Linked DNA regions of Homo sapiens: region 2 is linked to region 1. Evidence: read pairs that join two places in POLR2A ChIA-PET (ENCODE). Cell type or tissue: B cell. All regions are shown on one strand. Each heading gives the region's core, and the rest is flanking DNA. Links, peaks and the distances in the headings are about the cores only.

Region 1 (14,323 bases), core at 5,081-13,080:
AAGTGTGAAAAGAAACACAAAACAAGGACAGAGATAAATGAGACAGGAAGAGAGAGGCGACTAGAAAAGCTGGCATGGCAGAGACTGCCCAGAGTGTGGCGCAGCAAGAGCTTAGGAGCCCCCAACACCAAGCGTGGAGCCACCCAGCTGAGCAGGACACAGACGCCCCTCCAGGCACGGCCGACCGCAGACAAGGCAACTCAAGTGCTCGGGGCACCCGCCTTGCCACTCCTGCCTCACGGGTGGGCACCCAGGACAGGAGGAGAGCAACGGCACACGGAACGCAGTCACGGGGAGGCCACAGGCCAACAGGATGGTCTCCTGGGGTCACTCTGTTCCAAAGCTCTCTGTGGACAGCCTCCCCCCAAGACTGGGCAGCGGACTGCCGCCGCTCTGCACCCCACAAGAAGAACAGAGCAGAAGAAGCCTCACTCTACCTCCAGCACCTGGCATGCAAGCCCAGCCCACCTGCAAGCTCCCATGGGTGGGGCATGGTGGCTCCCACCCACCTGGCGCTGCTGCCTGGCGCCCGCCACGCGCACACTCACCCAGTGCTGCCTTCCGATGGGAGACGAGCAGCTACTTGCCGTGGTGTTCGAAAGGAATGCTATTCTGAGGTGGGGAAAAGACAGCTGTTGGTAAGCGTCCCGCTGGCCCCCTGACTACCTGTGTCGGCTCCATGTCCAGATGGGCATCCTTGCCTCAACCAGGTCCACAGACCGACAGGTGCCACCTGGGGGAGCCCAGGCACAGAGCACAGCCTCACTTGCCTCTCAGGACGGGCCTCTGGATGAGAGTGGTGCCCACTCCTCTTCTGGAATCACTTGCTCTTAAGGCCAACAATGGCATGGGACAGGCCCTCCTGAGTCTTCTCAAGCACTAAGAAAACCTGATCCCAGCAGGATGGCAGGTGCTGGGCAGCCCCACAACTGGGTCTCAGGGCACAGCCTGAAGGCAGGGGAGACGCACATCCTCGCCGGTACGACGACAGGGCTCAGGCCTAGTCCTGGGCAGGAGTTGATCAAAGCGAGTCATCGACTGTTGGAATGACAAGGCCTTCTTCTCACCAAGTAAAAACCCCAAACAGACTCAGCAACTAGATGGCCTTTAGGGCCCAGGCTACTGTAGCCAAAGAGCCCTGGCCGAACACCAACAGCCCGAAAAGAGAGGGGGCGAAGAGGGAACAGACCCAGGCGGAGTCCGGGCTGGGGCGGGGCCCTACAACTATGGGGGCCTCTGTGACCTACAGGCAGGCTGCCACGTGGTCTTCCACCCATCCACACCCAGCCACGGCCAGCAAGCCCTGGGAGACCTTCCTGCTGCCTCCTCCCATCTCCACAGGGCGCAAGGTCTCCTGAGAGGAGCAGAAAGAACAGGGAAGAGCGACGGCCCGAGGAGGAAGACTGGCCGGGGATGAGTCACTGCCCACGGTGACTGTGTCTCCAGCTCACCCGAGCAAACAGGTGAGGCGCTCAGAGCAATTGAGCCTCCTGTATTCCCCCTTGGGATTCAAAACGGGAGCTGCTGCTCACAGCCACCACGTGTGCTGGTGCTGGCAGAGTCTGGCAGGAAGGACACACGGCCAAAGCCTTCCTGTGAGATGGTGACAAAGGAGGGGGCCCGCCCTGGAGGTGGGGAGCCCTCAACATGCCTCTCAGGAAGGCCCCCCAGGGTGTCCAGGAGCAGAGGCCAAGAGGCTTCTTTTGGAGAGAACACACCCCCAAACCAGCTCTCTCTGGAGACTCCTCCCTGCTGTTAGAGCCCACGTTGTATTTCCTCATATGGAAAACGAGGGCCTAAGAGCCAGCTGCGGGTTCCTGCCACAGCTCACCATGGAAGGAGACACTGCTCACGGCCACCTTGGGGGCTGGTGGCTACAACAGCCACACCCAGGTGCCGCCAAGGCCGTGTACCGAGAAAAGGCAGCTGGACTCAGGGCTGTGGCTACTCAGCACGCTCAGGACACCTTCACTGCCCACAAAGATCCCAAACCACTGGACACTTTACTTTCTTTAAAAGAAACAAAAAGCACTCAGGCCCCTTCCCTAGTCTTTGTCAGCCAAGCGCTGGGGCGAGGCTGTCCAAGTCCGGTCAGCACCCAGCATGGGGAGCACTCTGGGCTCCTGTACCATGGTTCAGGGGCTACAGAGCCAGCCGCACATCAAGACACGAGGGCACGGGCAGACCCTCCCGGGAACTGCTCACAGGAACTGATGCGCAAGTGCCAGGCTCGTGGAAAGAAGCCAGTTAAACCCTTTCTGTGCTGTGTCTGGAGGTGACAGCAGGGTTGTGTGCACGTAAGGGACCCATTCTCGTGACGCAGCCCAGACCCCTCGAGCCCAATTCATATAACCACAAAGTCAAAATAACCACGAAGCCAAAATCCCTGCATCTTTGGTCTCTTTGGGAAGAAGTTATACAAAAAGGTCTGTTTCTAGTGAAATTATTAGTGAATTAGAAACGTGCAGTAAAACCCCAATCATTAAAAGACGGCAAGTGGTCAAGAGTGCTCCCCACTCCGGCATGTTCCTGGCTAGCCAGCTACACCCAGCCCCGCTCACGGCAGCAGGCCTGGCTCCATCCTGTGATCCCAACAAACACCTCCCCACAAGCCCAGAGCCAGGCTCCAGGGCATTTCTGAACTGAGTTCCTGCTCATCCGGAAGACCCGTGGGGGATCTGGGCACCCCCCAGGATGCCTGCTGGTGAAACAGCCCTGCCCCACTAACCCTGCCCCTGTTGGCGAACAACCCAGAAAACTATTTGAAGAAATATAATGGATCCATATGGAGAAAGCTGTTCTAGTTCAAAGAGCACGTTAGCAAACGCAAAAGACAACAAAAGCCAGAGCGAGGAGAGGAGAGACCGCTGCAGGATGCTGAAGAGGCGGTGGCCGTGGCTAGGCCTGGGCTGCGCAACAGGGTACTTCTCGTCCAAGGGAAGACAGGTGAGGCCGTCAAAAGAAGGAAAGCCTCGTTGCAGGGCATGCCACCAGGGAGGGTCTCACAAGAAGCCCGTGGAGGTCCCTACGGGCCTCCATCCCTGGCCAGTGGCAAGAATGAGGAAGAATGAGGAAGGCTCCCTCGGGCTGGGGGCACCCACAATGGGGCGCAAGCAGGCGAGCGGTGTCAGCTGCCTGGGGACGGCTGCGGGCAGCGGGGCACTCAAACAGCAGGAGAAAGCCCCCACGGTTTGCTGGCCTCAGGGACCTGAGACCTGAGACTGGCCACCTGCAACCAGGAGACAAGCCCCATGACGGCCCAGCATGTCTCCCAGGCCCTCCCGAGAAGCCTCATCTGCAACCAAGACGCCACACCCTGGCGAGATTAAAAACTCTCAAAAATGGGGGGAAGAAAGGAAAGAAGAAGCCCTGGAGAAACCACAGCCCGCTCTTGACTCGGACGGGGTAGCCCGAGGCCCAGCGCCCGCCCGGGAGCTCTGCACCTACCTGTGAGGTGGACATGCGAGAGGTATCTTGTCGGCCTGTGAGGTCGGACGAGGAGATGTTGACGGGGGCCCCGCGGTGCAGCCGCATACTCACTTTCCGCTCTCTCTCCATGCCGGAGACGGGCCGGGGGGAGGTGTTAGCTGAGGACAGGGAGAGAAACGGAGTGGGCCGCCCCCGTCTGCTGCCTCTCACTCGGGGCTTTCTATGAGAGGCTGTGGCCAGAGAGGACCCTGGGCTGCCTGGACAGTCAGGACCTGGCTGTGGCCGATGGCCACCAACACTCAGATCCGGCCGGAGGGACACAAAGGGACATGGGAGCGAGGTCAAGGGGCTCACAGGGGAGGAACGTGAGATGCGGGAGGAATCACGCACACCAGCAGGTGCCGGCATTTCTAAAGGCGCCTGGGCAGCCTGGCTCATCCACCCTCAGGAGCGAGCATCGCCTGACACAGGGCACTTAGTGTCCACCACCAAGTACCCTGTTGTCCCCACCAACCCCAAGACACAAGAAGTCACCCCAGAGCCAGCCCCAGAGCGCTGGGAGGGGGGCACTCACCCGTGTGTGAGGTAGGGGTGAGGGGTGTGGGGGGAGCCACTTCCTGCGTCCCCCGCAGGCGGCCGGAGGCTGTGGAAGGGAGGCCGCGGGTAGCCGGGTTCCGCGAGTGTCTCAGCCGCTCCTCTCGGTCCCTGCGCTCCCGCTCGGCGTCATCGGCGGCCCGGCTGGCACCCTGAGGAGGCAGGAGGTGAGGCCGGAATGGAACCAGCTTTGGCAGAAAGCAACCCTAGGTCCTAGGCTGCCCCGGCCACGTGAGAAAATACCTACCAAAGGGCACTGGGACGAGACTGCCTGCAAAGCCCCCCACAGGCTGCACGTTTCTCCTCATGGGATGACAGCATCATCCCCACAAGGGGTCAGAGCCAGGCCTCTCAGCTCCCCCAACAATCGAAAAAACCCCACTCGCCATGGCATCTCCCTGTGGGCTCAGAACTTCCTTAAACTTCCAAATGGGCAGCAGCTACCCCCTGCTGCTCTGTGAACATGCTCACTAACACGTGCAGAAAGAGGAGAGGGACAGGAACCATCGGAGGCCAAAGACAGGCCCCAAATGGTGACAGCTGGGGAGGAAAGCGGGGTGGGGATGAGAGCGTTTGGTCGGACGAGGAGTACACTCAGGGTCCGGACCCTGCAGCCTCCAACAGCCTGTGCAGGTGTGGTGGCGTGGCCAGCAGCCGGCAGCCGGATCTGTGCTGCACTATCCAGATGCACGGGGGTGGGGAGGTCAGATTTTAAGCCGAGACAGCAACCTATGAAAAAGCAGATTCTAACTGCCAATGCTGTGCGGCAGGGGCCTGCAAACTACAGCCCCGGGGCCAAACCCAGGTGCCACTTCTTCCTGCAAGTACAGCTCATTGGACACAGCCACGTTCACCAGGCAACACACAGACCGACACACCTGCGGCTGCAGCACCGTGCGGCCAGCACCGCCCAGACTCCTCATGCTGCCATTTACGGAAAACGCTGGCCTAGCCTGCTCTGAGGGCCGGGTGACTCTAATGCCGCAGGAGGGTCGCTCTGATTCCTCCCGAGGCAGCACAGCCCCGGCAGAGGGACTGATCTGCCCTGCCGAGTGCACCCCTCCCGGCACCTGGGCCCCGAGGCTCGGGCCTGCCTCGCCTGCCATCTCTCCGGGGCCTCCAAGTACTCCCCACGCTGATGGGCACTTGGCAAGTAAGTCAAGATGAACAGAGTGCACCCCTCCCAGCATCTGGAGACCCCGCCCCTCCCTGGCCCCTGCACGACTACTGGACAAGGCTGCCGTTTTTGTACCCTCCCAAGAGGCAGTTCTGCTCCTCCATCAGACTGCTGCCTGGAAAAGCTCCAAATTCTATTTAAAACTGACAACAAAACAGTAAGTTTTTAATGAAGGAACACAACAGTTCCACAGGAGCTTCATTTCTGACAGCGGTGTCTGAAAAGTAATTCAGCTCAGACATGGACCCAGGGCTGGGCTGCCTGTTTTAGAGGCTCCACTGCATACTCACACCGCATCAAGAAAGCCACAGGGAAAATCAGCTCATGACAGGGTCAGTCAGGCTAGACGGGTAGCACCTCACCAGGCCCCAACCCCACTCATCTCGTGGGCACCACGACCATGTGGCACAGCGAATGGGAATGCGCACCCCCAGCCCCCACCCTCTGCCCCCAGGGCATGCTCTGGGCCCTAGCTCCGCTTGGTGACAGGGAGGGAAGGGGCCTCCTGCTGTCCACACCCAGGAATTCCATGGACCCCTCTGCGTTCCCTAATGGCGTCTTACTTCTTGGCACCCCTTTCTGGCAGGCAGACACCCACTCAGTCCAGGTCCTGCCCACTACACACTTGCCCTTCACAACCAGAGACACTCCCTATATGGTACAGCCCCTCAACAAGACGGCCGCCGGCCTCTCACTGACAAGCCATCCCCCGCACACCACACTCAGCGAACGTGCTGGCAGTGCGACTTACAAATTTGAGCATGTTCCAGTCGAACACGTAGTCATAGGAGAAGCCCTGGCGATGGAACAGATTCCGGAAAAGCTGCCGCAGGTACGAGTAGTCAGGCTTGTCGTCAAAACGCAAGGAACGGCAGAAATTCAGGTATGTGGCAAATTCGGCTACAAAACAAGAAACTCAAAGCTAACTCATGAAACCCAACTGCGACTCAAGGTGTCTCTGCCAACGTCGCTGTCTACCTCCTGCTGCTGCACACTCAAGGGGAGAAGGACAGATGCAAAACACCTGTCAGATTTCTAAGACCTGAAGCCTTGAGAAAGCATCGAAAAGTATTCAAGTCACGGCCGGGTGCGGCGGCTCACGCCTGTCACCCCAGCACTCTAGGAGGCTGAGGAGGGCGGATCACGAGGTCAGGAGATCAAGACCATCCTGGCTAACACAGTGAAACCCCATCTCTACTGAAAAAAAAAAAAAAAAAGTTCTAGAGCGTGGTGGCGGGCGCCTGTAGTCCCAGCTACCGGGGAGGCTGACGCAGGAGAATGGTATGAACCCGGGAGGCGGAGCTTGCAGTGAGCCGAGATCACGCCACTGCACTCTAGCCTTGGCGACAGAGTGAGACTGTGTCTTAAAAAAAAAAAAGAAGTCATAAAGCACAATTTAGTTTCATTTGAGGTGTGTATCCTGGGGCAATCCTACAAATGCAAAGGAAATCTCCCGAGCTCCTGGAGGGGGCCAGAGAGGGCAGCCACTGCAGAGAGAGGCCCCACCACTGCCTGTCCATCCCTTTCCAGCCACTTGGGGCCCTGAGGCTCGGGCCTGCCTTGCCTGCCATCTCTCCAGGGCCTCCAAGTACTCCCCACGCTGATGGGCACTTGGCAAGTAAGTCAAGATGAACAGGAGGGCAGGCTGTTACCTCCATACACAAAAGCGCCCCGCTTTCCTGCCACCACCCCTTTGGAAGGTGAGCAACTCTTCTGACAAAACCCAGACTGAGCCGTCTCGGCACACCCGACACATATGCAACCCCTGTGAGCAGCTCCGCTGAGAAGAGGCCTCCAGAGACTTACAAGGGTAGCCTTTACACAACACTTCGATGGGGGTGGACATTTTCTTCTCGCTAATCCTTTCGTATTTCTGTCTCTTGGTGGCAGCCTTCAGCCCCTGCCAGGGGAGAGAGCCCAGGTTGAAGTACATTAGCACGTAGCCCAGAGACTCCAAGTCATCTCTTCGGGATTGTTCTGAAAAGAAAAGGGAAAGGCGTGAAGAACGGCACTTGCGTGCTCACGTCAAAGCAAAAGACCCGGCTGGCCGTTCCAGTGGAGACTAGCCTCAGACACACATGCCCAGATCACTCCAGCTGGCACTTCCAGTGGAGACGAACCTCGGACACACATGCCCAGATCACTCTCACCCAGAGCTGCCCCTCATGCATACTAAGGAAATTCCCAAACACATCACAGGTGACTCAGAAATGTCCCAGCATCCGCCTGCCCCCATACACCTGGCAGTCACGAGCCAGCCTGTCTGCCGCAAAGGTCTGATGACACGCTTGCAGCCCCAGCTCCCCGAGAGGCTGGCCTCTCCCTGGGCTGAGGCATGGACGCGCCCAAAGGCACCCCAGGTCAGTGACCCCATGCCCAGGGGCTCACCAATTCCAAGGTGCGTGTTGATGGAGGCGTACCGCGCCGTCCCCGTGAGGTTCTTGTTCTCACGATAGGGGATGTGCTGGTGGGTGCGTGCATCCCGGTACTTCTTGGCCAGCCCGAAGTCGATGATGTACACCAGGTTGCCCTTCTTCCCCAGGCCCATGAGGAAGTTGTCTGGCTTCACATCCCGGTGGATGAAGTTCTTTGAATGAATGTATTCGATGCGACTGATCTGTGAGCAGAGCAAGGGCGCGAGATGGCACCCCAGGGCAGTCTCAGGGAGGGACCGCTCAACTGTGGGACACTACATCAGTGGCTGCATTGTTCCTGCCCCTCAGCCACAGCAGGGTAGTTTAACAATTAGCGAGGGGGATGCCGAACTGACCAAATTGTTCCCCCAGGTGCCTGCAGCAACCCTCCACACTCCACCCTCCACAGGCCTAGGCGCTTTGCCTTCAGCTCCCACAAAACAGAGAGGTGAGGCGACAGAGAGGGGACAACCCGCCACTAGACATCGGTCTCTCCCAGCACTGTTCTCTGCACAGACTACACACCAGGATTAGCAGAGAAACTGCACGGAGGTGCTTAGGAATCACGTGTGTTCCTGAGAGACTGAGGAACCCACTGAATGGAAACGTGCTATGCTGGTACCGAGAAGGTGGCCTCCAAGCCAGTGAGCTGAGCCACCAGAGCCTCGAGAAGCCAGTGAGCTGAGCCACCGAAGCCTCCAGAAGCCTCGAGAAGCCAGTGAACTGAGCCGCCGGAGCCTCGAGAAGCCAGTGAGCTGAGCCGCCGGAGCCTCGAGAAGCCAGTGAGCTGAGCCGCCGGAGCCTCGAGAAGCCAGTCAGCTGAGCCGCCGGAGCCTCGTGAAGCCAGTGAGCTGAGCCGCCGGAGCCTCGAGAAGCCAGTGAGCTGAGCCGCCGGAGCCTCGAGAAGCCAGTGAGCTGAGCCGCCGGAGCCTCCAGAAGCCAGTGAGCTGAGCCGCCGGAGCCTCGAGAAGCCAGTCAGCTGAGCCGCCGGAGCCTCGAGAAGCCAGTCAGCTGAGCCGCCGGAGCCTCGTGAAGCCAGTGAGCTGAGCCGCCGGAGCCTCGAGACGCCAGTGAGCTGAGCCGTCGGAGCCTCGAGAAGCCAGTGAGCTGAGCCGCCGGAGCCTCGAGAAGCCAGTGAGCTGAGCCGCCGGAGCCTTGTGAAGCCAGTGAGCTGAGCCGCCGGAGCCTCGAGAAGCCAGTGCAGTGCGCTGAGCCGCCGGAGCCTCGAGAAGCCAGTGCAGTGCGCTGAGCCGCCGGAGCCTCGAGAAGCCAGTCAGCTGAGCCGCCGGGGCCTCGAGAAGCCAGTGCGCTGAGCCGCCGGGGCCTCGAGAAGCCAGTCAGCTGAGCCGCCGGGGCCTCGAGAAGCCAGTCAGCTGAGCCGCCGGAGCCTCGAGAAGCCAGTCAGCTGAGCCGCCGGAGCCTGGAGAAGCCAGTGCGCTGAGCCGCCGGAGCCTCGAGAAGCCAGTGAGCTGAGCCGCCGGAGCCTCCAGAAGCCAGTCAGCTGAGCCGCCGGAGCCTCGAGACGCCAGTGAGCTGAGCCGCCGGAGCCTCGAGAAGCCAGTGAGCTGAGCCGCCGGAGCCTCGAGAAGCCAGTGAGCTGAGCCGCCGGAGCCTCCAGAAGCCAGTCAGCTGAGCCGCCGGAGCCTCGAGACGCCAGTGAGCTGAGCCGCCGGAGCCTCGAGAAGCCAGTGAGCTGAGCCGCCGGAGCCTCGAGAAGCCAGTGCGGTGAGCCACCGGAGCCTCGAGAAGCCAGTCAGCTGAGCCGCCGGGGCCTCGAGAAGCCAGTCAGCTGAGCCGCCGGGGCCTCGAGAAGCCAGTGTGCTGAGCCGCCGGGGGCCTCGAGAAGCCAGTCAGCTGAGCCGCCGGGGCCTCCAGAAGCCAGTGAGCTGAGCCATCGGAGCCTCGACAAGCCAGTGAGCTGAGCCGCCGGAGCCTCCAGAAGCCAGTCAGCTGAGCCGCCGGAGCCTCGAGAAGCCAGTGAGCTGAGCCGTCGGAGCCTCGAGAAGCCAGTGAGCTGAGCCGCCGGAGCCTCGAGAAGCCAGTGAGCTGGGCCGCCGGAGCCTCGAGAAGCCAGTGAGCTGAGCCGTCGGAGCCTCCAGAAGCCAGTGAGCTGGGCCGCCGGAGCCTCGAGAAGCCAGTGAGCTGGGCCGCCGGAGCCTCGAGAAGCCAGTGAGCTGGGCCGCCGGAGCCTCGAGAAGCCAGTGAGCGGAGCCACCGGAGCCTCGAGAAGCCAGTGAGCTGAGCCACTGCAGCCTCAAGGCTGAGGCTCAGCAAATTTCCATTTCCTCTGTGAATTAATGGCCATAATAATGGCAAGAACAGCACAAGCGAGTGGCTGATTCTATCAGACAGCAAGTGTGTGCCAACTGTCAGGAAACAGTCCTTACCATTTGGTCAGCAAGCAGCAGGACGGTTTTGAGGCTGAATTTCCTGGAGCAGAAGTTGAAGAGGTCCTCCAGGCTTGGCCCCAGCAGCTCCATCACCATGACGTTGTAGTCCCCCTCTGCCCCGCACCATCTGATGGTGGGGATGCCCACTAGGCAAGGAAATCAGACACAGTGTTTCAGTCCAGGCCCTGCCTCAGCTCCACACTAAGTCTGCACTGTGCACACCAAGGGGTCATGGTGACAATCCTGAACGGGGGAGGGGTGGTGGAGGTAGAAGACCCCGGCAACGCCGCTCCTCAGGGACCCATCCTCGAGATTAGGCCCCATCTATTAGCAAATGGCCTGAGGCAGACGTTGGATGAGGGCCAAGCAGACAGGAGCTGTAAGGGGGACAAGGAGGGGATCGAAGCCCCACCTCCCCGACTCCCGTCTTCTAGGGCAGGGGGGCAGGAGACACAGAAAGCAGCCACGATGTGGGAAAGAAAAGAGCTCAGGCATAAAGGAGCAGCAGAGCCCGCCAGAAACGTCACACAGGAGATGGGAGGAGAGAAAGCAGCTACCGTGGGTTAGGTGAGAGAAGAAAATATGTTCAATTACTCCGATGTTGGTAGAAGTATTTGACTGGATAAGAGAAAAGCAAAAGCAATGAAAACTTTTTGGGGATTTACACAGTAACCCAGGATTGAAATATACAAATCAGGGAAGTGAAAATAAAGACACAATAAATCCAACAGGAAGAATTTAAAGATGGCTGCATAGTATCAGTGCTGAAGGCATAATCAACACTATAAAGGCACACGGGCCAGGTGCAGTGGCTCATGCCTGTAATCCTAGCACTTTGGGAGGCTGAAACGGGAGGACTGCTTGAGCTCAGAAGTTCGAGACCAGCCTGGATAACAAAGGGAGACCCTTGTCTCTACAAAAAATTCTGGAAATTAGGTGGGTGTGGTGGCACGCTTCTGTGGTCCCAGCTACTTGGGAGGCTGAGGCAAGAGGATCACTTGAGCCCAGGAAATGGAGGCTGCAGTGAGCCGTGATGGCACCACTGTGCTCCAGCCTGGGCCACAGAGCAAGACCCTGTCAAAAAAAAAAAAAAAAATCCATTTTAGAAAAAATGGGTGAAAGACCTGGACACTTCACCCAAGACGTTACGTATGAAAAGTCAACGACCACAAGAAGATTCTCAGAGAGATGGAAAACACATGCTGGTAAAAACATGCACAGGAATGTGCACCGCAGCCTCACGCCACAGTCAAATTCAAATGCTGCAGCAACAGGTGGGTTTCTCAAAATGCCACCCCCAAAATACGTCCTTTGGTCCTATTTTTTTTTCTCATATCCACAAGAACATGTCTCTTCGGTATGTTTTCACAGCACTGGATCCGCAACTATACACATGGCTCTACACACATACGGCTTGTGAACGGCCTGGATAAACCTTTTATGTCCTTCCATGGCAAGACAGATTTTTAGTTTAGTCTTAAAGCAAGTTTTGGTACCACTAGGGAAATTCAATTCATTTAAAAAATTGTTTCATTATTTTATTGTTTTGAGACGAGGTCTCGCTGTCACCCAGGCTGGAGTGCAGTGGCACCATCTCGGCTCACGGCAACCTCCGCCTCCTGGATTCAAGCAATTCTCCTGCCTCAGCCTCCTGAGTAGGTAGGACTACAGGTGGGCGCCACCATGCCCAGCTCATTTTACTGGCCACATGTATCGCCTCTCCTCTGAAGGCATGTATTTTTTTTTTTGGCTAAGTTTTTCTATCATGGTATCTTTTTCCTATTCATAGTAGTTCTTTATAACTTCTAGATACTAAACCACTGCAGGTTTTTTGTGAGGCAAGTATCTCTCAGTTAATGGCATGTTTTTTATTTTCTTCTGGAGTTTCTTGATGAAAAGACTTTTCATGAATATGAATGCCTTAATCTTTTGCTTTATGAGTGCTTTCAGTATCTTACATTAAAAAAATAGTTTCTGCCCTCAGCGTCAAAAAGAGATGCTATTGTTTTTTTTTAAAGTGTTAAAGTTACTTCTACTTCTAACAAAAACAGTAATAGGGGCCTGATTCGCCCTCACACCTTAAGTAACTAAGGGAAAGAACAAAACACACACCCTCACACATCACAGGGTGGTTTCCACAACACTGGGCCCGGCCAATGACTGACAGCCGTGCCAGCCAGTGACAGCTGTGCCTGAGGGCGGGAAGGAGCCGTGAGAGGGCGCCCTGGGCTGCCCCCTGCACTGCTGGGAGCATAAGCACAAACGCCAGACTGAACAGATCCATGGAACCCAACCTCATCCCAGAAGAGAGCTGAGGAGGAGCCTGCAGAATGTGGAAGAGCACAGCATGCGTGACATTCTCAATGTCCGGCATCCAAAGTGGAAAACAAACCTGGAGTAAGAGGTTAACTGAACAGACCCGGATGTTCACATCAGCAGGGAAAGCCATGAAACGTTACTACAGATTTCGACTGTATTCCACCGTCGAAAAGTTTTTTAACTGGCCAGGCTCAGGCCTATAATTCCAGCACGTTGGAGGTGGAAGTGGGAGGATCACTTAAGTCCAAGTTTGAGACCAGAAAGAAAACATACTGAGACCCCCGTCTCTACAAAAAAATTTTAAAAATTAGCTAGGCATGGTGCTGTGTGTCTACAGTCCCAGCTACTCGGGAGGCTAAGGTGGGAGGATGGCTTAGGCCCAGGAAGTCGAGACTGCAGTGAGCCGTGATTGCACCACTGCACTCCAGCCTGGGTGACAGAATGAGACCGTCTCAAAAAAAAAAAAAAAAAAAGTTAAAGGCATGAGGCATATACATATATATGTGTATTTATGTTTCGGTCTTTTATATATATGTATATATTTATATAAAAAACATAAATGTATATATAAACCTGAACATATGTGTATATATATATATTATATATATGCAAATACACATCTACTTTCAGATTTGGGAATAGTTGCATTCTGCGTCACAGTCGAGCATCCCTAATCTGAAAATCCAAACTGCCCCCATTAGCATCTCCTTTGAGCATCATGTTAGCACTCATAAAGTTCCCGACTTTGGGTGTTTCAGATACTCAACCTTATTACGGATTTGTGAATTCTTTTCTCTCTCTAGATGCAGCATTACGGATTCCCAAATTCCCTTTCTCCACTCCAATGAGTCACAGTTCCTTCTTCTTAATACTCATTTTGGAGTTTTCACTGTCCCAAATTTAGGCAACAGATCACCTTTCAAACTTTTTCCCGTACCTCATAACAAATGCCTGCCATGTGTTCCAGATTCACCTTCTTTCTTTCTGCCCCAGCCCTGGAATCAGCTGCTTCTCCAAGCACTCAGGACTCCTCTTAACAGAGAATGATAAATACTTAGAAACCCCTGAGGCCCGGTGTGCTCAGTGTTCTAGGCTGTCCTCCTTCTAAGCCCTTCTCGTGGCCAGAACCACACAAAGTATCATCACGACAGCTTTATAGTAAGTGCTGGTGTTTGCAGGGCAAATGGCCCTCTTCTTCACAAGTGTTTTAATTAATCCTGGACTTGCACTCTTCTCAGTGAATTCTAGTCACCTTGTCAGGAAAGAGAAGTGGCTGGATGTCGATGGGAACGTCATTGAATGTTAAGAGCAACTTTGGGAGACCTGACACCTGGCATCTTCCTTTCTCTGAACATAGAGGAGAATTAAGCAAATCTTCCTTAAATGTCCTTCAATAAAGTTTATATATTTTCTGCATGCAGATCTTATCTGTCTTAAAATTTACCCCAGATACCTTTTTGCTACTGTAAGCATTATGTTTTAAATTACATTTTGTAACCAATTAAATTGTTGGTTTAACAAAATGAATTGATTTTATATTTTGATCTTAAATTTGCTCAACTCTCTAATCTGTTCTGAGATCCCTATTTAGGAAATTACATCACATCACATGCCAGTAACAGCAGTTTTATTTCTGCCTTTTTCACCCTCTGCCCTGCTGAAAACAGTGTTGTGAGGCTGAGGATGATGTGGGTTACACAAAACTTGGCTGCACTGCAGGGGGGAATGGAAATCTACATAACCACCTTGGAAAAATCGATATGTATCAATATGCAGACGTCTGCGTTATCCTGCAGAACTGGACATTTGCACGTACCAAGCAACAGCCACTGCAACTTCACACGTAGGTGCTGGCATGTGTGCCCCAGACACATGGACAAGATGTGCACAAAAGCACTGTCCCTAACAGCAAATGCTAGAAGCTCCCCAGGGCTCAACGCAGTATGAGTCAGACGAAGCTACTGTATACAGCTATGTAGATGATCAAACAATGAAAATCA
Region 2 (16,492 bases), core at 1-8,000, 340 kb after region 1:
CAGTGGCGTGATCACAGCTCAGTGCAGCCTTGAACTCGTGGGCTCAAGTGATTCTCCTGCCTCAGCCTCCTGAGTAGCCAGGACTACAGGCACGTACAAACATGTCCAGCTAATATTTTTTTTCTTTTGTAGAGATGGGGTCTTACCGTGCTGCTCAGGCTGGTCTCAAACTCCTAGGTTCAAGTGATTCTCTCGCCTCTGCCTCCCCAAATGCTGGGACTACAGGTGTGAGCCACCGCGCCCAGCCTTCTCCTTGTGTTTGAACTGGAGAGGACAGAGTGCTATACATGTGGTCACGGTTTTTCTTCGTTGAAAGCTCTAACAGTGGGGTCGGTCCCTGTTATTAAGCCTGTGTCACTATTCCCTGGGCCCTAAAAGTGCACCTGGCTCCTGTGACTTGGGGTCCTTTCCCACTCCTCTCCCCAGGGCCCCTTGGCCTCAGAAGGCCCCCATGTGCCAGCTCAGACTGGAGTTGCCTCAGTTGACACAGCAGGCCCCATCCAGACAGACCAGCAGGTGCTTCTGGAGACAAGAGCAAAGCCTTTTCCGGCAGCCCGGAACCTGGGATGAGAAACGACAGGTGGAAGGTTGTCCAGAGACACCTACAGCGTGGATGCTGTTCCGAGTCAGCGTAGGAGAAAGGCCACTGGAAACCAGAGTCACACTGCGCGTCTGTGCATCTCTGGCCTACCGCAGTGGCCCCGGCTGTCTGCACATTTTTTGTAGACACATTAGAGTCGGTTGAGGCCACACCTGCGGCCACAGACTGCGACCGCGATTGCAGGGAGGAGCATCTGAGGTGGTCACGGGGTTTGCCCAGCTCACACCAACTGCAGGTCAGTTCCTGCTTCGCCTTCAGTAGCCTGAGTCCCTTCTTCTTTTTCTTTCACGTTACTAGGGCAGTTGTTCGCTGACGCCTTAATTCTGGAACACGTTCCTTGCCCAGATTCTTGGTGGCTGCTTGTTCCCTTCTCATCGTTCCTGCTGTGTTTTCCATGCTTGGTGTAGGGGGACCCTCAGAGCTTGGTGTAGGGGGAGCCTCAGAGCTTGGTGTAGGGGGAGCCTCAGAGCTTGGTGTAGGGGGAGCCTCAGAGGTGGCGTCAGGACGTGCCTGCCCCACCGGTTGCCCTGGTGCCCTCGTCACGCCCCGGGACCGCGCACACGTGGGGACTGTTTCCAGACGCACTTTCTGCGGGCAGTCTGTGTGGCAGGGCTCCCTGCCCAGCTCCTGCAGCCTCATCAAGTCTCCCACTAAGGAGGTGTCGCTCCTCCAACTTTGTTCTTTTTAAAAATCGCTTCAGCCATTCTAGGTCCTTGGCATTTCCGCGTGAACTGTAGGATTCCTACACCAAGCCTGCTGGCGTCTTGATTGGGACGGTGTTGAATCCAGAGTGTGTGGCAGAGCTGGCGGAGCCCCTCTTTCTTTGATCTCTGCCGATCTCCTTGATTTCACGTTTGTTTTATTCCACAGACCACCCCCTCCCCATCTTCTCACCTACTTCAGGTTCCATTTCATGGTAGGAAATTCCTGTAGTCCTCCCGGGCTTGCTGAAGTGCTGCTCCAAGTTACAGTCCCCGGGTTGTCAGGCGTGGCGAGAGCCCCTTGTGCTCAGAGCTCTCACGGAACACAGAGCAAGCCTGTCTACGAGTTCAGCCGGTGAGGGGCAGGGGCTGGTGAAGGCGGCGGCGCCTCTGGGTGTGCCCAGGGGCAGGGTCGCCTCCAGGCCCCACGCGCTAAGCCGTGACTCCCTGTAACACACCCGTGTCGACACAGGTCACGTGGGCCCGAGGTGCTCATACATCACACTCCTTGTCCAGGATGGTCCTTCCTGGCACCATGTGGTCCTCGGTGCAAACCAGAGTTTGCAGTGCTCGCTGCACAGACCCTTCTGCCTTATTCAGCATCTTTAGATCAACAGAGTCAGTGCCTTCCCAAGAGAGCACGTGTGGGCCTCATCAGGAGCATGTGCCCAACTCGTGTGTGTGTTCCTTCTCTGCCCTGGAGGAGAGGGGTCGCCCTCTCTTGTGGCCCACCCCGGGGCTGCAGGGCTGATGGCTGCTCCCTCCCCAGCTCCGGCACCTCCAGGGCTCTGCTGCCTTTAGTCTTCCTTGCGTGCCCTCCACCTCCCTCCGAGCCTCTGCTGAGACCTCTGCTTCAGGGCCGGGCGTGTTAGCACAGCCCCTCTGCTGTTACAGGGCTCCATGTGGGGTCTCCACGTGGCGGAGTACCTCGCGACAGAGGCTCTGTGAGGGCAGGGCTGGGTGGATGAGAGTATTTAAGTGTCACCATTTCTTTTCTTTCTTTTTTTTTTGAGACAGAGTTTTGCTTTTGTTGCCCAGGCTGGAATGCAGTGGCATGACCTTGGCTTACTGCAACCTCTGCCTCCTGGGTTCAAGCAATTCTCCTGCCTCAGCCTCCTGAGTAACTGAGATTACAGGTGCCCGCCACCACACCTGGCTAATTTTGTATTTTTAGTAGAGACGGGGTTGCACCACGTTGGCCAGGCTGGTCTCAAACTCCTGACCTCAGGTGATCCGCCCACCTTGACCTCCCCAAGTGCTGGGATTACAGGCGTGAGCCACCGCGCCCGGCCTCCCAGTTTCTTTTCACTCCAGGCCTCTCACTACTGTTCTCTAATTGACACAGAATAATTGTGCAAGTGTATGGGGTGCACAGTGATGTTGAGAAGCATGTGACTCGTGATCGGCACATCCGTCATCTCATTGACCATTTCTAGGTGTTGGGAACCTTCTGGCTGTTTGAAACCGTATTGTTGACTCCCATCATCTCGCAGTGCTGCAGAACACTAAACTTATTCCTTCTGTCTAGCTGTCGTTTCTAGTTTTACGTCTTTTTAAAAATTATTCCTCCTGTCTGTCATTTCTAGTTTTATGTCCTTTTAAAAATTATTTATTTTTTATAGAGACGGGGTCTTGCTATGTTGTCCAGGCTGGTCTCAGCCTCCTGGCCTCAAGGGACCCGCCTGCCTCAGCCTCTCTTGGGGTTGCAGGCGTGGACCACTGTGCCTGGCCTACGCCTCTTGTATTCTCTGGGTCATCCAGTCAACTTGAGCCCTGGTGAGGGTGAGGCTGTTGGGTTGGGTGAGTCAGCCGTGTTGTGCTGCCGTAACAGAACACCCAAGATGGAAGACTTTAGCATGAACAGAAACGGATTGGCTTGCAGTTCTGGAGGCTGGCAAGGGCCTTCTTCCTGTGTGCTCACGTGGTGATGGGGTGAAGGCATATTCACCCTTTTAGAATGAACTCACTCCTGGAATCATGAGCCTGTCCCTTGGTGACAGCATTAAGCTGTTAGTGAGGGCAAAGCCTTCATGGTCAAGTCACCTTCTGAAGATGCCACCTCCTAATTAGGCTGCGTGGGCAAGTGAGTTTCAGCATTTCAGGAGACAGATGCCCACACCATAGCAGTGACCTCATCTCATTCAGGGTATTGGTGCTTGTCAGACACTGGCTGTGACTCGCATCTGGGTGCGTGTGCCTCTCTCTGTGGGGGCCACCCTGCCGTCAGGCGCCAGGAAACCGACGTCAGGGAATGTGGGGGTCTCCCTGAGAGGGTGCCGACCTAACACGGCTCCTCCGGGTCACGTGGGTGGGCTCAGCGGCCTCCCGTGCCTCCCCTAGGTCTGGAGTCTCCCCTGCCCTCTCGTTGGGCTCCAAGCCTCTTCCTCAGCCCAGCTTCCTGCTTTGTGGCAGCCGTGCTTTCTGGAAGCTGAGCAGCTTCTTTTTTTTTTTTTTTTTTTTGAGACGGAATTTCTTTGTCCCCCAGACTGGAGTGCAATGGCACGATCTCAGTTCACTGCAGCCTCCGCCTCCTGGGTTCAAGTGATTCTCCTGCCTCAGCCTCCCGAGTAGTTGGGACTATAGGCCCCCACCACCTTGCCCGGCTAATGTTTTTGTATTTTTAGTAGAGATGGTGTTTCACCATGCTGGCCAGTTCGAGACTGGTCTTGAACTCGTAACCTCAGGTGATCCTCTCGCCTCAGCCTTCCAAAGTGCTGGGATTACAGGCGTGAGCCACCGCACCTGGCCTCTTGTTCATGTTTTATGTGTAAATTGGTCCTCTGCTATTTCTGTTGCTCAGAGGTGGAAAGGAGAAGGGAACACGATAAAGTCACACATCCACACTGTTGACAGGGGTTTGGCTTCCAGGGAACACACCTCTGTGGCCTCAGGGCTATGTCCTGAATTCTAAAACGGGGCTCTCACGGCTGACCCGATGTCACTGGGTCCCCGTTTGCTGCTTGAGTCTCTTCGGAGCCCAGTGTTGACTCCCGCTCTTCGTGGCTGCCCCGGCTATCTGGCCATGAGGAGCTGACCACGCACCTGGCCGGACTCACATCCGCTCCGCTAGGGAAGACCTGGGGGCGGAGGTCGGTCTCTGACCAGCCAGCGTCCCTGCAGGGGACTGCGAGTAGGAGGCGGGTATTGCCCACGCCAGGGCCTGTGGTCTGAGAGGGCTGGCCCTTGACGGACAGGTGGGCAAGTCCCCCTCCCACATCTCTAGGCACCAGGGCGTAGCGTACCATGTGTGCTGTGTTTGTGGTTGGGTTCAGGTACTGCCCTGTAGGCGTGTCTGCTCTGAGCCTCCTGGGACAGCCTGAAGTGGTTGCTGCACAGCTGCTTTGGGGCCTCCCAGGGGTGTGTTCCTGCTCCCACCCTGGGGTGCTCTGAGTTGGTCTTGGGTTAGAGAAGTGCAGTGGCTGGTGTGTGCGCAGCCTAGGGGCCTAGGACCTGCTTCTCAGAGCATCACGGGGCCCACCAAGAAGTGCCCCCTGGGGAGGTGACAGCGTCTTCCAGAAATGCCGCCGCCCACAAGGAGGACTGGCCTGTGCCGGAAGCTGGAGATGGTGGGGTCCTGATGGCACCTGGTAGGTGAGGGTGCCCCAGAGAAACAGAGCCAAGGCGGCGGCCTGGAGACAGATTCTGTGGAATCTGCCCACTCTGTTGTGGGGCCTGCCAAGCTCAGCATCTGCAGGGTGGACCGAACCCCGGGGAAAGAGTCAGTGCTGGATTCTCAAGAGTCCAGAGGCCATCCAGGGCAGAGTGCTCCCCTCAGAGGACCTCAGTCTTTTCTTAGTCCTTCACCTGATTGGATGAGGCCCACCCACTCATGGCGATCAGCTGATTTACTCAGAGCTGACTGATTTAAATGTTAATTTCATCTAAAGAAGTAACTATACAGAAACATCCAGATTAATGGTTGACCAAAATCTGGGCACTGTGGCTCAGCCAGGCTGGCACATAACATTACCCATCGCATGTTAGTTGGAAGCTTGGCCTTTGGAATTAACTCAGCCTGGTCAGCCGTTAGCAGCCAGCAGTCTCTGTTCTGCCCACACACCTCTGTGGACTGACCCAGGACACAGGTGAGCAGCATCCATGAGAAACTGTGGTGCTTCTCTCCTATGGGACAGATGGAGCCCCGCTCCCTTCTGTGTGGAAATGGTCCAGGAGCATCTTGTGCGGGTGGTGGGGGGGCGAGGGCAGGGCCTCCGCATGAGGGAGAGCAGCGAGCGGCAGCCACTCCTTCGCCGAGCCAGCAGGGCCATCTCCTGTCTGCCTCAACCACTACTGGACTCAGCCTTTCTCCCCCAGCAGTGACATCAAAATAGCCTATTTATAGGACATAACAAAGATGATGCCAGCTGTTAATAAAAATGTCCGCTAATCAGGCAGTTCACTTGCTGCAGTTTTTTGGGGTCCCAAGGGCCCAGCCCAGGCTCCTGTGCCCTTGGCCACCGTGGGCCAGTCCCTGGGGTCTTGTGGGAGCCTCCGCGGGCCTGGGAGTGGCAGGACCCTTAGAGGGCGAGAGTTCACATGAGAGCGTGGGGTTCTGACTCGCGAGGGTTCACGTGAGAGCGTGGGGTTCTGAGTCGCGAGGGTTCACGTGAGAGCGTGGGGTTCTGACTCCCTCGTGTCATTTCAGCCGCGGCGAGTCCTTTGCACATGTTGGCAACACACGCATCCGCATCGGCCTCCCTGCCCACAAAGCGCCACAACGGTGACCAGCCGGAGCAGCCGGAGCTGAAGCGGATCAAGACAGAAGACGGCGAGGGCATCGTCATTGCCCTGAGCGTGGACACGCCACCGGCAGCCGTAAGGGAAAAGGGTGTCCAGAACTAGCGACCGGGAGAGCTTTTCTTTAACGATATCAACTCTGTGGTGCCAAAAGGAGACGCGGCCTCCCGCCAGCACTCGGGGGTGCAGGGCCCTGTGGTTGGACTTCACCTCTCAGCACTGAAAACCCAAAACCCAGCTGGCCTTAACACTCCTTAAAGACAGAAGTCACACTTGAACAAAACCCACACACAACAAAACCTGATTTGGGAGACGGTGTCTCCACTGAGCACCTGCTGGGCTGAGCTTCTACCTACGAGTGAAACTCTGTCCTCCCGCGAGGACCAGGCATCGCTGTGTGAGGACGGCACGGCCAGCGCCTGCTGTGAGTGGGTCTCCCAAGACTAGGCCTCAGGACGCGGGGGGAGCCATCCCCGCCGCCCTCACAGGACCCACCAGGCAGCGGAGACATGTGGAATTAGAGTATTTTGAGGTGTCCTTTCTTTACAAAATAATGGGGTCTTGGGCATTTCACATCACTCCATTTCTACTGAGACTTTCAGAATCACACAGGCCCTTTCCGTGGATTTCATTTGGGGCAAAGAAACAACGTAGTTTTGTTTTTGTTTTCAGCCTATGGAATGATTTCCTTTTGTCTGTCTTGTTCAAGTTCAGACGAAGCTACTCTGGCATCTGCACATTTCCGTGTTACAGCAGCTGCCTGATGAATTTTATCCACCTCCATTTCAGCATGTGGCTCGCGTGGACAGGTGGACGGACGCTGTGGCCGCATGGAACCTTGAGAACCCAGGGACGAGCCAGTGCCGGGAAGGAACTGCCGGGACTCACCGAGCTGCACTTAACTGTTCTCTTTCTGGCTATTTTTTGTTGTTTGTTTCTTTGTGTTGACTTTGTCCCTGGCAAAATTTTCCACTCTGAGTAAAACAAGTCTCCTAAGTATTGTGTATGTTTAAAACGACAGAACCATTTCTACTTCATTTGGAAAAAGATTCAGTCTTTTATCACAGGCCCTTTTGAAACTCAGATCCCAGGTCTCTCCGTGGTATGTTTGTATTTGGGGTGTCCCTCCGGCTCTAGGCGGCCTCTGACCTGCTGTCTACTCCCCACCTTCGGTGAGCGGCCGCCATGGTGGAGCAGGGTCCGAGCCACGTCCTGCAGGGCACGTCTGGGGCATTTCCTGTTTTGTGGTAGGAAATGTCCCTGACCTTTCAGAACCGAACCCAATCCTGAGGCTGACTCCTCTACGGAAAATGAGGACAGGACGGGGGTGAGGGAATGAGAGTGGGAGGTCCCTGCACCTCCTCGCCCGGCTCCTCAGGAAGAAAACCGCTGGCCCTTCCCGAGTGTGCCGGCCGAGGGCCGAGGGCCGTGCACATGGGGAGAGGGCGTCAGCCTGATGGCTGAGCTTTTAAATGTCATCATCATAACATTATTTATTTAAATGTAGTTATTTTGGTATTTAATTTTTTTTTAGAGAGGAAAAAACCTGTATTTTCCTGGTGGGATGAAATAGGGATGAAATGGCTCAGAATGGTATATTTAGGCAATTTTAAAACATTTATTATTTACATAAAGACCAAATATGATGAATCTGTTCCGTGAATTGTGTCGGCCCTCAGCATGGGGCTGGGGCAGCGTCACTGCGGTGACGCCCATTGAAAGGTATGAAATGACTGCACACTAGCTGGATTATCACTCAGCCGTTTAAGAAATAAAAGCAAAACCATCACGTGACTGAGACCGTGTGTGTGACCGCAGCAAAGCGCAGCGTGTGGATGGATCAGAGCCCCTCGGTGCAGCTGTCTGCATCTTCCAAGCACTTTACAGATACCTTGGAATGTATATTTTTGTCTTCTTACTCAGAAGGTTTGCAGTTTGTAAAATAATCAGGATTCTGCTCTGTCCTGTGTGTGGGGTCAGCTCCCTCCACAGAGGGCTCCAGCTCTGTTGGTCACAGCTGATGGGGTTCTCTGATTGATAGGAGACGAGCTCTTGAGCTCTAAGGAACAGTGAGGTCGCCGGTGGGGAGCTTGGCTGGGACACCAAGCAAATGCATCGTATGTCCCCTTGGAGACGTTTTTATGCAGCTGTGTATGTTACTATCCAGAAGGAGTCGGGGGTAGACTTTCCCGTGTAAGCTCAGTCCATAAACTGGTTACTTCTGATCCTGGAACGTGGACTTCACATGATAGGTCTGGATCTGTTTCTGTTGGGATCACAGGTAAGGAAAATGTCCATTCAAATGGTAAAGAAGGGAGGAGGGTGTTTTTTTTTTTTTTTTTTGCCGTAGGCACCATTCTGCATCTTGAACCCAGACTGAAGTGTGCCTCTCACAGATGGAAGGTGCACACGCTCCTGTCTCCTCCTCACTCTGCCACGTTCACTTGGCTTTTTCATTGGTACCTAGGAATTTAAGAATATCGAAGCGAGAGCAGTAACAAACCATAGATGAGCAGACTCCCACACCGGGTTTTCTTGCCCGTCTTTAAGGCACTGTTTCTAAATTTTGAACTTAGCTCTGAATCCCCAAGAACTTGAGCACAGCAAGGGTTGCTGAGCTGCTGTCGCCGCAGCCCTGGCCCCTGGTGCTGGAGCTGCAGCACCTTTGGGAGAGGTCCTGCGTCGTCCTCAGCTGCGTCGCTGTGAACTCCCGCTCTCCACTGTGTTCCTCAGTGTCTGCTTTTCAGGAAGTCTGCTGTGACCTTTGCCCAACTTCTGAGCTCCTCAGGGACTAGGAACAATTTCAGTAGCTTTGCCCTGAACCAAACGAGAAAACAAAAGGGAACTCCCGTATGACCCACGTCACGTGGTGCACTCAGAGTGTGTGCGGCATGATCCTCGGTTGCTCCTCCTCTCACTTTAGTAGAGTACGCGGTGGACAGCTGATCTCCTTCAGTCGTCTACCCACTTCCGTCATTGTCCTCCGCTAGAATAACAGAGTAGTTGGTAGTCATGGCCAGAAGGGGGGTGGGGGCAGTGTGAGGACTTGGGGTTTCTGTGCTGTGTGACACAAGGAGATAAGTGACAATCTTGAAGTCCTAACTTCCACTATTCTAGAAAGTATAGTGGTGATTTGTGTGCAAAGATTTGAAGTTTTAAAAAAGTACCAAGTTCCTGAAATTCAATAAAATATTTTTATTAATTTTAATGGAATGCAGAGTATCATTTTCATTTTGATTGACTGACTTTTTACTTCATGCTCTCTTCTGAGCACACCGGAGGCCTAGCGCATTGGCAAGAACTTAACCAGGGAGCTGCACTGAGGACCAGCACTGCAGGCCCTGCCAGTGGGACAGCGGGTTGAGCGTGCAGGTAGAAAAGGCGCCGTGTCACAGGCAGTGGTAACAGGGTCTTGATTGATTGATCTATGATGTCGGAGTTTTAAAGTTACTTGGAGATTGTGGCTGCCACTATTTCTTCTGCAGACTTTCTCTCCAACCTGAGAATGAAGATCACTGCAAAGCATCTTGAGGGACATTTTCTCAGAAAATGAAAAAGCAGCTCTTGGCCGGCGCGGTGGCTCATGCCTGTCATCCCAGCACTTTGGGAGGCCGAGACGGGCAGATCATGAGGTCAGGAGATTGAGAACATCCTGGCTAACATGGTGAAATCCCATCTCTACTAAAAATACAAAAAAAATTAGCCGGGCGCAGTGGCGGGCGCTTGTAGTCCCAGCTACTCGGGAGGCTGAGGCAGGAGAATGGCGTGAACCTGGGAGGTGGAGTTTGCAGTGAGCCGAGATTGCGCCACTGCACTCCAGCCTGGGCGGCAGAGCGAGACTCCGTCTCAGAAAAAAAGAAAAAGCAGCTCTTCTGAAGAGGTACTTGGGTATTCAAGTTCCCACACAGGAACACTTTGATCTTCAGGCCCTGAAAATCTGGTGTGGATCGCTAATGTCTGGAATCGTGATGACATTATCAGTACTCACCCCAGGGTAGCAGAGGGAAGAAACCGTGCTGAAAATGACACAGAGGCCTTTGGGAGCTAAATGATGTTCACGGACAGAGAGTTCATAACGGAGTGTTTGTTTTATTCCTTACACTGATCCCCTAATTTAAAACAGTTCATACTGGCATAAAAGAACTGTTTATCACGCCCTGCGAGACTGCCTCTTCCAGCAAAGTGAAGCAGTCATTTGTAATTTGTTTCTGCCAGGTCTGCGTCTGCAGTGCACCCGGGCTGCGTTGATGGGTGCTGGGAAATTGTCACTGTTTGTTGCCCCCTTTCTGAGCTATGTCCACAGCAACACAAAATTACAATTCAGAGTGGGTCTCAAGTGACCTCTGATGACTAAACTGGCTACAAAGATTCCAGTGGACTCCTCCACCTGTGTCTCCTAGGGGTTATGACTAACTGTGGACCTAACAAACAGAGCAACTATCTCAGTCCTATGGAAAGTCAGTCGTATATAATACAGAACAGCAGGCAGACTAGAGCCAGAACAAGGACCGGTGTGATGGGTTTTTCCTGGGTTTTCCCCTCCCATTGCTGAGCCTAGTCCGTTGCTGGGCCTAGTCGGGGGCGGTCTATCCGAACTGCACATTAGGGATGAACATTAAAATCTCCAAGAGAAGCCCGCTTCCCTCTCATCCTGGGCAGAGACGGTCGTGGGAAACTCCTGCAAGCAGCAGCCCTGCAGACACTGGCGACTCCCACAGAGCCCTTCACGCTGGCGACTCCCACAGAACCCTTCACGCTGACGAGAGGAATTGGAAAACAGGCCCCTGTAGTCCAAAGAGCATGAGGGAAATCCCTGCTCCACTTTGGCCCCAAGCTGGACCTAGTCATAGGAATGGGAACAGCACAGAGAGGCTGAAACCTGGGCTTTTAAGTCAAAGGACACAGCAGAGGAGTTAAGAGACCCCCTAAAGCTCCACATGAATGGCACTGACGTGGGGAAAACAGCAAAGGCTATTTGAGCTCAACTCCTGTGTAGACTGGCCCCTGGGTGAACAGCACGACACAGACTTGGAAGACTAGCCTGACACCAGAGTCACAGCTCCAGGAGGCAGGCTGGCACATGCAATCAGAACATAACTGGGTTACTTGCCTGCTGAGACACAACTCAGCATCCTGCAGAGGGTTTCATGGACTTGGGAGTCTCAAGGTATGCCGAATGTCTAGAATACAAAATTACTAAACGTAAAAAGAGCCAGAAAAATCTCTGCCCTAAAGTGAAAAGACCGAATGCCAACTCTCACATGACCCAAATATTGGGAATATCAGATAAAGAACAGTTATTATAACCATGCTCTGTGAAATAAGGGCAAATGCTCTTGAATCAAAGAAATGAAAAAATTCAGTGAATAAACAGAAAAACATTTGGAAACAAAAATGAACTGGGACTTGTAGGACAAGATTGAAGGGTCTACTGTGTATGTCACTAGATTCCTATAAAACAGAGAAACAACGTATACAATTTTTTTTAAAGAAATATTTTAGTCCGGGTGGGCGCGGTGGCTCATGACTGTAATCCCAGCACTTTGGGCGGCCGAGGTGGGTGGATCACGAGGTCAGGAGATCAAGACCAGCCCGGCCTACATGGTGAAACCGCATCTCTACTAAAAATACAAAAATTAGCCGGGCATGGTGGCACACACCTGTAATCTCAGCTACTCGGGAGACTGAGGCAGGAGAATCGCTTGAGCCCAGGAGGCGGAGGTTGCAGTGAGCGCAGATTGCGCCACTGCACTCCAGCCTGGGCGACAGCGAGACTGTCTCATTTAAAAAAAAAAATACATATATATATATTTTTTTAATTTATTTTTATTTATTTATTTTTTTGAGACGGAGTCTCGCTCTGTTGCCCAGGCTGGAGTGCAGTGGCACGATCTCGGCTCACTGCAAGCTCTGCCTCCCAGGTTCAAGCGATTCTCCTGCCTCAGCCTCCGGAGTAGCTGGGACTACAGGCACCCACCACCACGCCCGGCTAATTTTTTGTATTTTTAGTAGAGACGGGGTTTCACCGTCTTAGCCAGGATGGTCTTGATCTCCTGACCTCATGATCCGCCCGCCTCGGCCTCCCCAAGTGCTGTGATTACAGGCGTGAGCCACCGCGCCTGGCCTATATATGTGTGTGTGTGTATATATATATATATATATTTTTTTTTTTTTTTTAATAAATACTTTAAAGATTCACGAAGGTGAGTGAATTCCAATAAGATCATCTCAAGGAAAACCATGTTGAGGCAATAAACTAAAGAAAAGACATTTTTTTTTTAACCTGGAAAGCAGCCAAAGAAAACTGACTTATCCAGGTTGAGTATTCCTAATCTGAAAACTCAGTAATCTAAAATCCGAAACTTTGAGTGTTGACACGATGCTCAAAGGAAATATTCATTGGAGCATTTTGGACTTCAAATTTTTGAATTAGGAATGCAGGGCGGGGCACAGTGTCTCATCCCAACACTTTGGGGGGTCGAAGTGGGAGGCTCACTTGAGCCCAGGAGTTGGAGACCAGCCTAGGCAACTTGGCAAAATCCTGTCTCTACTAAAAATAAACCAAGTGTGGTGGTGTGCACCTGTAGTCCCAGCCACTCAGGAGGCCCAGGCGGGAGGATCGCCTGAACCCAGGAAGCTGAAACTGGACTGAGCCGTGACTGCACCACCACACTCCAGCTTGGGCAATGGGAGTGAGACCTTGTCTCAAAAAACAGACAAACAAGGATGCTGAAATGGAAAGTACACTGCAAATATTCAAAAATAAAGATTAAAAAAATTGCATTCTGAGGCCGGGCGCAGTGGCTCACGCCCGTAATCCCAGCACTTGGGGAGGCCGAGGTGGGCAGATCACGAGGTCAGGAGATCGAGACCATCCTGGCTAACACGGTGAAACCCCGTCTCTACTAAAAATACAAAAAATTAGCCGGGCGTGGTGGCGGGTGCCTGTAGTCCCAGCTACTTGGGAGGCTGAGGCAGGAGAATGGCGTGAACCCGGGAGGCGTAGCTTGCAGTGAGCTGAGATCGCACCACTGCACTCCAGCCTGGGTGACAGAGCGAGACTCCGTCTCAAAAACAACAACAACAAAGTAAATGTAAAGCAAGCAGGCAACAAAATTGAAAAAAGAAATCAAAATTGAGGGGAAAAAATAAAACTTTTTTTTATTTGTAGAGACGGGTCTTGCTATGTTGCCCAGGATGGTCTCGAACTCCTGGACTCAAGCTATTCTCCTGCCTTGGCCTCCCAAAGTACTGGGATTACAAGCATGAGCCACCATGCTTGGCCACTTCTAATTAAAAAAAAAAAAAAAAAAATAGAAAACAGGCTGGGTGTGGTGGCTCACGCCTGAAATCCCAGCACTTTCGGAGGCCAAGGTGGGTGGATTACCTGAGGTCAGGAGTTGAAGACCAGCCTGGCCAAGAAGGTGAAACCCCATCTCTACCAAAAATACAAAAACTAGCCAGGTGTGATGGCACGCATCTGTGATCCCAGCTACTCAGGAGGCTGAGGCAGGAGAATCACTTTGAAGCCAGGAGGCAGAGGTTGCAGTGAGCCGAGACCTCGCCATTGCACTCCAGCCTGGGTGACAAGAGTGAAACTCTGTCTCAAAACAGAACAGAACGAAACACACAAAGGAATAAGAACAATGAGCCATTCATGAGGTTGGGGCAGGGGACATAGTGACAGAAACCATCCTTGAAGAAGCCTGGAAATTGGACTTACTAGACAAACACTTTGTCTTAAATATGCTCAAGGGGCTGAAGGGAACCAGGACAAAGAAGTAAAATAAGAACAAAGCCAGGTGTGGTGGCTCACGCCTACAGTCTCAGCACTTTGGGAGGCTAAAATGGGGAGACAGCTTGAGCCCAAGAGCTCAAGACCAGGCTGGGCAACATAGTGGGACTCTGTCTCTACCAAAAAAAAAAAAAAATCAGCTAGGCATGGTGGCATGTGTCTGAGGTCCCAGCTACTCCGAAGGTTCAGGTGGGAAGATTGCTTGAACCTGGGAAGTTAAGGCCTCAGTACACCGTGATCACACCACTGCAGTTTAGCCTGAACAGTAGAGCCAGACACTGCCCCTCCCTCTGCCCCAAAAAGAAAGAAATATGAACAGTGTGAAACATTTGGAAATAGCAGAAAATAGAAATTATAAAAAGAGACTAAAAAGAAAGTCTAGGCCTGAAAAGTAAAATAGCTAACATAAGAAATTCACTAAAGGAATTTGGATTTCAGCAGGCATCAGAAAGCAGCCGTGAACTTGAAGGTAGGTCAGTGAAATTACCCAGTCTAAGCAGCAGAGAAGAAGAATGCAGGGAAAGTGAACAATAAGGGGCCTATGGGATACCATCGAGCATAACAACATAAGCATTATGAAATTTCAGAAGCAGAGAAAGAGAAGAAGACACACTTCAGGAAATAATCAATGAAAACTTCCCTGATCTGATAAAGACATGAATCTACACATCCAATAAGCTCAACGAAATCCAAGCAGGAAAAATGCAAAGAGACCCAGAGCTAACCGTATACATACTCAGCAGTAAAAGACTGAAAGCTTTTCCTTTCAGATCAGGAACAAGAATACCTGCCTTCACTACTGCTGGTCAGCACTGTACTGGAAGTCTTAGCTAGAGCCATTGACCAAGAAACGCAGGCATCTACATTGGAAGGGGTGAAAACTCTCCTTGCAGATGGAATGATTATGTGTAGAAACTTCCACAGAATACACACACACTCAACCTACTAGAGCCTGACACATGAATTCAGCAGTGTGGTAGTGTACGAGATCAAGATAAAAATAAGTTGTATTTATATGCACCAGCAATAAACAATCAAAAAGGAAATTAAGGCCAGGCGTGGTGACTCCGCCTGTAACAGTTTGGGAGAGCAAGGCAGGAGGATCGCTTCCGCCCAGGAGTTTTTTTTGTGTGTGTGTTTTGTGTTTTTTTTGTTTTTTTTTTTGAGATGGGAGTTTCGCTCGTGTTGCCCAGGCTGGAGTGCAATGGCGCAATCTCGGCTCACTGCAACCTGCGCCCCCTGGGTTCGATCGACTTCTCCTGCCTCAGCTTCCCAAGTAGCTGGGATTGCAGTCATGCACCACCACGCCCGGCTCATTTTGTATTTTTTTAGTAGAGACGGGGTTTCTCCATGTCGGTCAGGCTAGTCCCGAACTCCTGACCTCGGGTCATCCGCCCACCTCGGCTTCCCAAAGTGCTGGCATTACAGGCGTGAGCCACCATGCCCAGCTCCGCCCAGGAGTTTGAGACGAAACTGGGCAACAACACAGGGTGACCCCCACCTCTAAAACAAAATCATAAAATTAAGAATTAGCTAGGTAGGCTGAGTGCAGTAGCCCACACCTGTAATCCCAGCACTTTGGGAGGCAGAGGCAGGCGGATCACCTGAGGTCAGGAGTTTGGGACCAGCCTGGCCAACATGGTGAAACCCCATCTCTTCTAAAAATACAAAAAATTAGCCGGGCGTGGTGGTGCACACCTGTAATCCCAGCTACTTGAGAGGTGGAGGCAGGAGAATTTCTTGAACCCGGGAGGTGGAAGTTGCAGTGAGCCGAGGTTGAGCCACTGCACTCCAGCCTGGGAGACAAAGCGAAACTCCGTTTCAAAAACAAACAAACAAAACATAAAGAAATTAGCCAGGCATGGTGGTGCATGCCTATGGTCCTAGCTATTTGGGAAACTGGAGCAGAAGGATCACTTGAGCCCAGGAGGGCGAGGCTGCAGTGAGCCTTGATTGCACCCCGGCACTCCAGCCTGGGTGACAGAGCCAAAAAAAAAAAGAAAAAAAGAAGCACGGCTGGGCACGGTGGCTCACACCTGTAATCCCAATACTTTGGGAGGCTGAGGTGGGAGGACTGCTTCAGGCCAGGTGTTCAAGACCAGCCTGGAGAACACAGACACCGTCTCTACAAAACAATAACAAAAATTAGCCGGGCGTGGTGGTGCACGCCTGTAGTCCCGGCTACTCAGGAGGCTGAGGTGGGAGGATCACGTGAATCCAGGAGACAGAGGTTGCAGTGAGCTGAGATTGCATCACCACACTCCAGCCTGGAGTGAGACCCTGTCTCAAAAAAAAAAAGGATAGGCAGCTGTCGTATATGCTGATAATGGTAAAAATAATGTGAGACATAAGTTCAAGTCCCTTGTGCAAATACTGAAACTGAGGTAGAAAAATGCTGATTTTCTGGAGTTACACTCTGCTATCAAGGTCAGGAGGACACCCTTTTCCACAGTATCTGGCCAGATCCTTGCCTGTTTTTTCCACATACCCGAGAGAGATTAGGAGATAATTAGCCCTCAGCTCGCATGCCCCAGAAGCGTCGTCAGACTCACCATCTGAAACATCTTACACAGATGACAGGCTTCTGGCTGGCAGCCAGCATGGACAACTCAAGATGGGGCCGCAGGTGTCTGTGGGAGGCTCAGAGCAAATGTCGGG

The links. ChIA-PET counts read pairs that join two places held together with the same protein. Peaks named below come from ENCODE experiments on the same cell type or tissue, not always from the same donor. Only the 100,000 strongest peaks of a DNase experiment are listed, where the experiment ranks them.
Region 2: POLR2A ChIA-PET joins it to region 1 with 6 read pairs; 1 of 35 experiments calls an interaction of 5 or more read pairs at or near these places.

What each region holds. Positions count from the first base shown.
Region 1 is chr17:82,245,428-82,259,750 of GRCh38, forward strand. It overlaps CSNK1D (casein kinase 1 delta), which reads right to left. Exons shown (of 9, transcript NM_001893.6): 3 at 10,002-10,150; 4 at 7,589-7,817; 5 at 7,007-7,177; 6 at 5,952-6,100; 7 at 4,004-4,175; 8 at 3,448-3,587. Among named protein-coding and RNA genes, the nearest start is that of MIR6787, 16 kb to the left of the region's middle. RefSeq lists an enhancer at 6,874-8,073. In B cell, for the core only: no CTCF peak of the experiment used is centred there; DNase peaks (open chromatin) are centred at 5,876, 10,034 and 12,184; H3K27ac peaks cover 1,537 bases.
Region 2 is chr17:82,595,356-82,611,847 of GRCh38, forward strand. FOXK2 (forkhead box K2) reads left to right here. Exons shown (of 9, transcript NM_004514.4): 9 at 5,948-9,247. The coding sequence ends at 6,144. Among named protein-coding and RNA genes, the nearest start is that of FOXK2-AS1, 15 kb to the left of the region's middle. RefSeq lists an enhancer at 4,637-4,886 and a silencer at 7,667-7,776. In B cell, for the core only: no CTCF peak of the experiment used is centred there; DNase peaks (open chromatin) are centred at 826, 1,096 and 4,686.